2 separate regions of the Homo sapiens genome follow, and region 2 is linked to region 1. The links are chromatin loops, found by intact Hi-C in ENCODE. Cell type or tissue: dorsolateral prefrontal cortex. All regions are shown on one strand. Each heading gives the region's core, and the rest is flanking DNA. Links, peaks and the distances in the headings are about the cores only. Region 1 overlaps HIVEP3 (HIVEP zinc finger 3). Region 2 overlaps HIVEP3 (HIVEP zinc finger 3).

The links. Peaks named below come from ENCODE experiments on the same cell type or tissue, not always from the same donor. Only the 100,000 strongest peaks of a DNase experiment are listed, where the experiment ranks them.
Region 2: a loop joins it to region 1, with 16 times the contacts of the local background. A loop is called at or near these places in 6 of 110 quality-filtered maps.

Annotation. Positions count from the first base shown.
Region 1 is chr1:41,617,057-41,619,961 of GRCh38, reverse strand. All of the region lies in intron 3 of HIVEP3 (HIVEP zinc finger 3), which reads left to right. All of the region lies in intron 1 of LOC128125817, which reads left to right. Among named protein-coding and RNA genes, the nearest start is that of EDN2, 130 kb to the right of the region's middle. In dorsolateral prefrontal cortex, for the core only: no CTCF peak of the experiment used is centred there; a DNase peak (open chromatin) is centred at 1,741; H3K4me3 peaks cover 698 bases; H3K27ac peaks cover 1,394 bases.
Region 2 is chr1:41,775,660-41,778,564 of GRCh38, reverse strand. The region is part of intron 1 of HIVEP3 (HIVEP zinc finger 3); the gene reads left to right. Among named protein-coding and RNA genes, the nearest start is that of HIVEP3, 140 kb to the left of the region's middle. In dorsolateral prefrontal cortex, for the core only: no CTCF peak of the experiment used is centred there; DNase peaks (open chromatin) are centred at 1,294 and 2,150; H3K4me3 peaks cover 1,156 bases; H3K27ac peaks cover 1,831 bases.

The sequences.
Region 1 (2,905 bases), core at 235-2,734:
ATGGAGATTCCTAGACGTGCAAATTCAGGATGCCTAAAAGCAGGGAGTGGCCAGCCATGCCTAGGTGCTCACTGCAGCCTAATCTGAGCAGCCTCTCTGGGGCTACCTCTGCGAATTTCCTATTTTGGAGCTGCTCTACCGGGGCTGGTTGGGGTTGGGGGACTGAGGCCCAGGTGTCTGGGTGTTTATTCCATATGGCTCCAAAAATATAGCATTCGGACAGCCTCCCAGCTGACCTCCCTGGAGCCCTGGCTCTCCCTCTGCTGAGCCTACATATGCCACCAAACTCATCCCTTCCCCCACTCCTAACACCCATACCAGTCAGGTGACACCCCAGCCACCATCACCATCCTCATCCATCCTCAAAGAGGTAGGTCATCCTTACCTTCGGCCCTACTTAGACATAAGGGGCCAAGCACCATTCTGGGTGACAAAGCACAAAACACCTGCCTCTTGGAGTTACATTCTGGTAGGGAAATAGACAAACATATCGTCACTACACACACATGCACACTCTCTATAGACTGTATATTTTGTGAGATCTTAAAAACATAAGTGTATGTAAAATAAATGTAAATATATTATCTTCTTAAGTAACATACATAGTATGTGACAAGGTGGCAGTCAGGAAAGGAATAGGGGGCACGGGGCTGGCAGGTTGTCAAGGTTTTGAAATCAGGCAGTCAGGACGGGTGGAGAGTAAAGACCTGAGGGAGGCGAGGAGCAAGTGCTGGGGGTATCAGAAAAGAGTATTCCAGGCGGAGGCAAGATCAGCCTGCTGGGAACAGCAAGGAAGCTGGTGTGGCTGGAGGAGTGGGGGTGGGGGCACAGGAGCAGAGGAGGCTGGAAGGGAGAGGCAGGCACAACATCCAGAAGCCCTGGGAGGCCTGAGCAGAGGAGTGGGCTGTCCTGCCGAAGGAGGCTGTGGAGGCTGCCCTGGAGGGGGCGGGGGCAGCAGCCCGAGGCCAGCTAGGAGGCAGTGATGTGACAGATCAGGAGGTGATAGAGTCACACACCAGGGTGGCAACTGCGGGGGCCATGGGAAGGGGTCTGATTCCAGCTCCATTTTGAGGTCAAGCCAACATGATTTGCTGACAGATGGGACGTGAGGTATAAGAGAAAGAGTTCTGAGAGGGGAGCCAGGCTGACACATCTGTTCAGTCTTCTCTCAGACTAGTCAACTTCTTCAAGCCTCAGTTTCCTCATCTGGAAAATGGGCCAGGTGGATAGATAACTTCCAAGGTCCCTTTTGTCTTGGGAAACTCATCCTTGAGCTCAGGTCACTGGGGCCTGGGGTGGTCAGGGAAGGCTTTGAACAAGTGAGTAGAACTCGGGCTTAAGAAAGGACTTAGACCAGACACCACCGAAAGGGAAAGAACGGGACAGGGGCACCCAGGCAAAGGGTTGCAAGGCCTATGAGTGGTGCCCGAGGATGGCAGGCAGACGCTGCTGTCAGAGCACTGGGCCTCGGTAGGAGGCTGCCAGGAGCCACAAGGATGGGCACACCAGCTCCTCAACACTACGCCCTTTGGAATAAACCAGCAGGTTCAGGGCCCGAGCACATTTTGCAAACACTGAGGCCCTCAATTTTCAGCATTTTCAGATGGACATGCTTAGGCAGGAAGGAACAAGGCTTGGCTCCTGGCCTGGGGAGAGTTAACCTCCTGGCCCGGCATTGCATAACCGCAGAGTCTGCTGAGCGCAAGGAGACTCTTCTGTGTGGCAGCCAGAGTGGCAAGCCTGGTGGCTCCGGGCTCTGGCACCATCCCGCAGCGGAACAAACAGCCCTCCCTTCCCAGATAATGGCCCTCATTGAGCATTGTGTCCATGGCCAGCACCCAGCACAGGGCAGCTCAGCCTGGGTAAGTTTCCTCTCTTGGCTGCTTAGCAAAATATTTACACTACGCCTTTCTAGTAAGATGGTTCCTAGGAACCAGCAGGCAGAGAGAGCTGGGGAAATGCACCCACCAGTGACCCTGGTCTCAGCTTAGGGAAATGCTGCCACACACCCAATGACATGTGAGCCTGGTGCGGTCATTGCCCTCCAGGGCTCTTTTGTAAAAGAAGACACTGAACTAAAAGATGCTTAGAAGCCTGTCCAGTTCCAAAGCCATTGGCATCTTCTCTAATTAAAGAGTGAACTCCAGTTTCTTATGATGTGGGAGTAGAATTTGGCTGGTCTTTAATATCTCACAAAGGGTCTCTTTCTCAGGAAGGCATGTGTGTGATTTGGGAGAGGTGAAGATGAGAAGTCTGAATCCTACCTACTTGGTTCTCTCCCGTGCATCATGGATGTCAGGAAACACTGTTGATATCTCCTGTGCACTGTCAATGTCCCTCTCTGTGTGTCTTTGAATGGGGAGCAAGGGGCATAAGCCAGATCACCCCAGGCGGTGCCGCACTTTAAGAGGTATCTGGACCAGCCCTCAGGAGCATGCAGCCCTTGTCAGAGGAACTTTTGAAGAAACTGGGTAACAGAATACTTGAGAGACAGACTTGCTGTCCTCAACCACCCCAGGGGTTGTCTGGAGAAAAAGGGTCAGAGATGTTCTGTGTGGTCCTCGGGACAGAATCAAAACCAGTGAGTGAAAATGACATGGCTCATTATTAGGACGATGGCCCAAACAATAGGCCCCATAGGTATTTTAACCAAAAACACACACATTGATCCATGTTTCCACTTCTGGAAATCCGGCCTATGGAACAATGAATGCATCAGTCTGTAAAGATATGTGTATAAAGGATGTTTATGGCAAAATTCTAGTAGGAAAACTTACAAAAAATATACAAACTTAACAGTAAATTTAAAGGTATTCCATCCAAACCATGGTCCATCATTCAGCTGTAACAAGATTGAGACAGATCCTGTCTCTGTTTGGAAAGGCAGTACGGTAGAGTGGTTAGG
Region 2 (2,905 bases), core at 126-2,625, 160 kb before region 1:
TGACCTGCCCCGCCCTCCAGCAACAAGATTGGATCCCTGAGCCTGGGGCAAGGCTGAGCCTGTACCTGGGGACCAGTGAGTCCCAGCTGCACTCCCAGGTATTCAATGTCATTTCAGGTGCTCTTATCAGGGACCCGTGGTAGCCAGAGGACTGTGATATGCCAAGCCGGGCAGGCTCATGGTGAGTGTCAGGAACCCTACCACCAGGGCCTGGAGAGCCACCTGAACTACACTGGGACACTGAGTTTCTGCACTACTACAAGAGAAAAGCAAGTTCTACTCTCTTGCCTTGTCAAATGGGGCCACTCAGGAGGTACCTTGTACTGCTGGGGCAGAGCAGATGCCATCCACTCAAACGCCAGGAAATGACAAGCACCCCCTCTGCTTGTCCCCTCTTCCTTCGTTCATTACCGAAGATAAGGAGAAAATCAACTTTTCGGTCAATGAAGTGCGTGCAACTAATGGCATCATCTGCTGTCTTTGAGCCTTTGCTGTGTTTACCAGAACAACACCCCCAGGAGGACAGGGATTTGGTTGGTTGTGCACAGTGACTGGCACATAGTTGCTGCCAAGAACCCCCGCCGATTGAATAGATTTGTTGAAAGTGTGACGTTGCAAGCTCCACCACACCATGCGTGAAGCACGCGGTAATCTGATGCATACCACTATTCTGGGGCCACATGATACCTTTTACCAAGATTCCATTAGCAACATCTGCGCTCTTCCCAGAGGGCAAGGAGCTGGGTGGACTACTGTGCGGATTAAATGCATGACACACGTGGGATGTAGGAAAGCGCCTGATACTAAGAAGCCCCCAGCAGATGTTTGCTTTTAGAATTGGCAGCTACTGTTCCCATTTGAGAGATGATGACAGGCTTGGTGAGGTCTAACCGATGAACTGCCTTGACTTTTAACCCAAAGCTCTTTCCTCTGCACACACGGAAAGCGAATGCATGTGAACTGTTATATGCAGTTTTAGCTTAATCAGATCAGGGTGTGAACCTCCCCAGTGGGGTGTTAGGCTATATAATAGTTAAATACCGTGGACCAGGGACTTGGCTTCACTGGGTGGTGGGTTTGGGGGTTTGAAAGAGGGCCTGTGCCTCTGTTGGTCTGCCCCATGAGGCCTGGAGCTGGAGGGTCAAGAGAGCCCTGGGCACACAGCCGTGATTCTGAAAGCTGACAAATGCCCAGTGTTCCTGCAGACAGGCTGAAGAGATGGGGCTGCGTGGCCGGAACAGCTGGGTGGAGGCTGGTGGCAGGAGGCAGTGTGAGTCCCCGCTTTGTTCCTGGGTAGTCACGGGGACAATCAGAAGCATAGAGAAGCCCCTTTCCTTTCCCTCTGGGCTGCAGCCCAGCATTTGGAGCTTCCTGCTTGCCAGCCAAGGAGAGCCTCTGGGAGAGCCCCAGATCAGGCTCTGCACCCAGGTTGGCAGGCGACCAGCACCCTAGGCTGCCCAGCTGAAGCCAGGACCTCTTTTCTCCCACGGCCCTCCTGTTGACTCGGGGAGTAACCCAGGGGAAGAGAACCTGAACCAGGAGTCCAAGTCCTGGGCTGAAGTCCAGTGTAACTGCTCATGTCTGTGGCTCTGGGCAGGTTGCTTAACCTCTCCTCCCTGGTCCCTCCCAGAGCTGTCATGGGAGCTCAGAGAAAGAGCTTAGTTCCCTGCCTGTCACCCACTACACTCACAGTGAAGATCTGCTGTAAGAGTGAAGGGAGGGAGGAATAGCAGGTGTTCCCTAAATATTTTGAAGCAGCTGAAGGGGTTTCCAGAAAGATGGCAGAGAGAGTGCCTGTTTTCAGAACTTCCTTCTCTGAAGCCTCCAGAATGAACAAGAGTCAGAAATGGAGAGGGAAACACCTTCTTTGCTGAAAGCAGACAACAGCTATGACCTCATACCCCCACCCCTGAAGACTATATCGTAAAACCAAGAAATCCAGGTAAAGTGAAGTGGGGGGCTAAAAGCCAACACCCACCTGAATGGGTGTCACAGGCTGGTCTGCAGCCTCATCTTCACCTGCATAAGGACAAAGGGCCACCTTTCATAAGCAGACAGACCCAAAGACAGACCGAGATGTCCCACGGCCACTGGTGGAAAGAGATTATCTCAAGGACCCAGTCAGCCTGACCCTGCCCCCAGAGCATATGCACACACCCCACTGCCCAAAACACTGGCTCAAGCGTGGACAAGGCCAGTGGTGCCTGGCACAGAGGGCATGCTCAGGGAACGTCTCTGCCTCTGAATTCAAACCTGTCTCAAGAGAAGGCTCTTTCTTTTTTCTTCATGGACATGTGGCCAGTGTTTAAGTTCTGGGCCCAGTCATCAATGAGAAGAACAGGTTTCTTGCCTTTGTAAACTCTAGGGTCCACAAGATTTTCTTTTATGGACTGCACGGGCAGGGCCTGCTTGGCAGCCTCTTTCCTTTTGTTCACGTTCTGACTGAGGGCTTTGTTTAAATGCCAAGGAGCTCATCCCTTTTATTATTGTTATTTCAGCTGCAGGAAACCCAAATCTTTATAGATTTCCCCTTGCAGTGGATCTTCTGTGATCTATTCTTCACTGACAGTGGACACATAAAAATGGATGTGGAGGCACATAACTGTGTCCACATGTAACTGCACATAACTGACTAGGCAGAATGCTGGGCTGTTGGGTTGTCTGCAGAGTAGGATGCTGGCCTTTTTGTGGGTGTGATGTCAGGAGCTTATTTTGCCATACAGTGAATCCATGAAATCATGGACTCTCCATGTTGGAAGCTCAGGTATCAAAACCACTCCTTCTGGCTGGGTGCGGTGGCTCATGCCTGTAATCCCTGCACTTTGGGAGGTGGACCACATGAGGATCAGGAGTTTAAGACCAGCCTGGCCAACATGGTGAAACCCCATCTCTACTAAAAATAAAA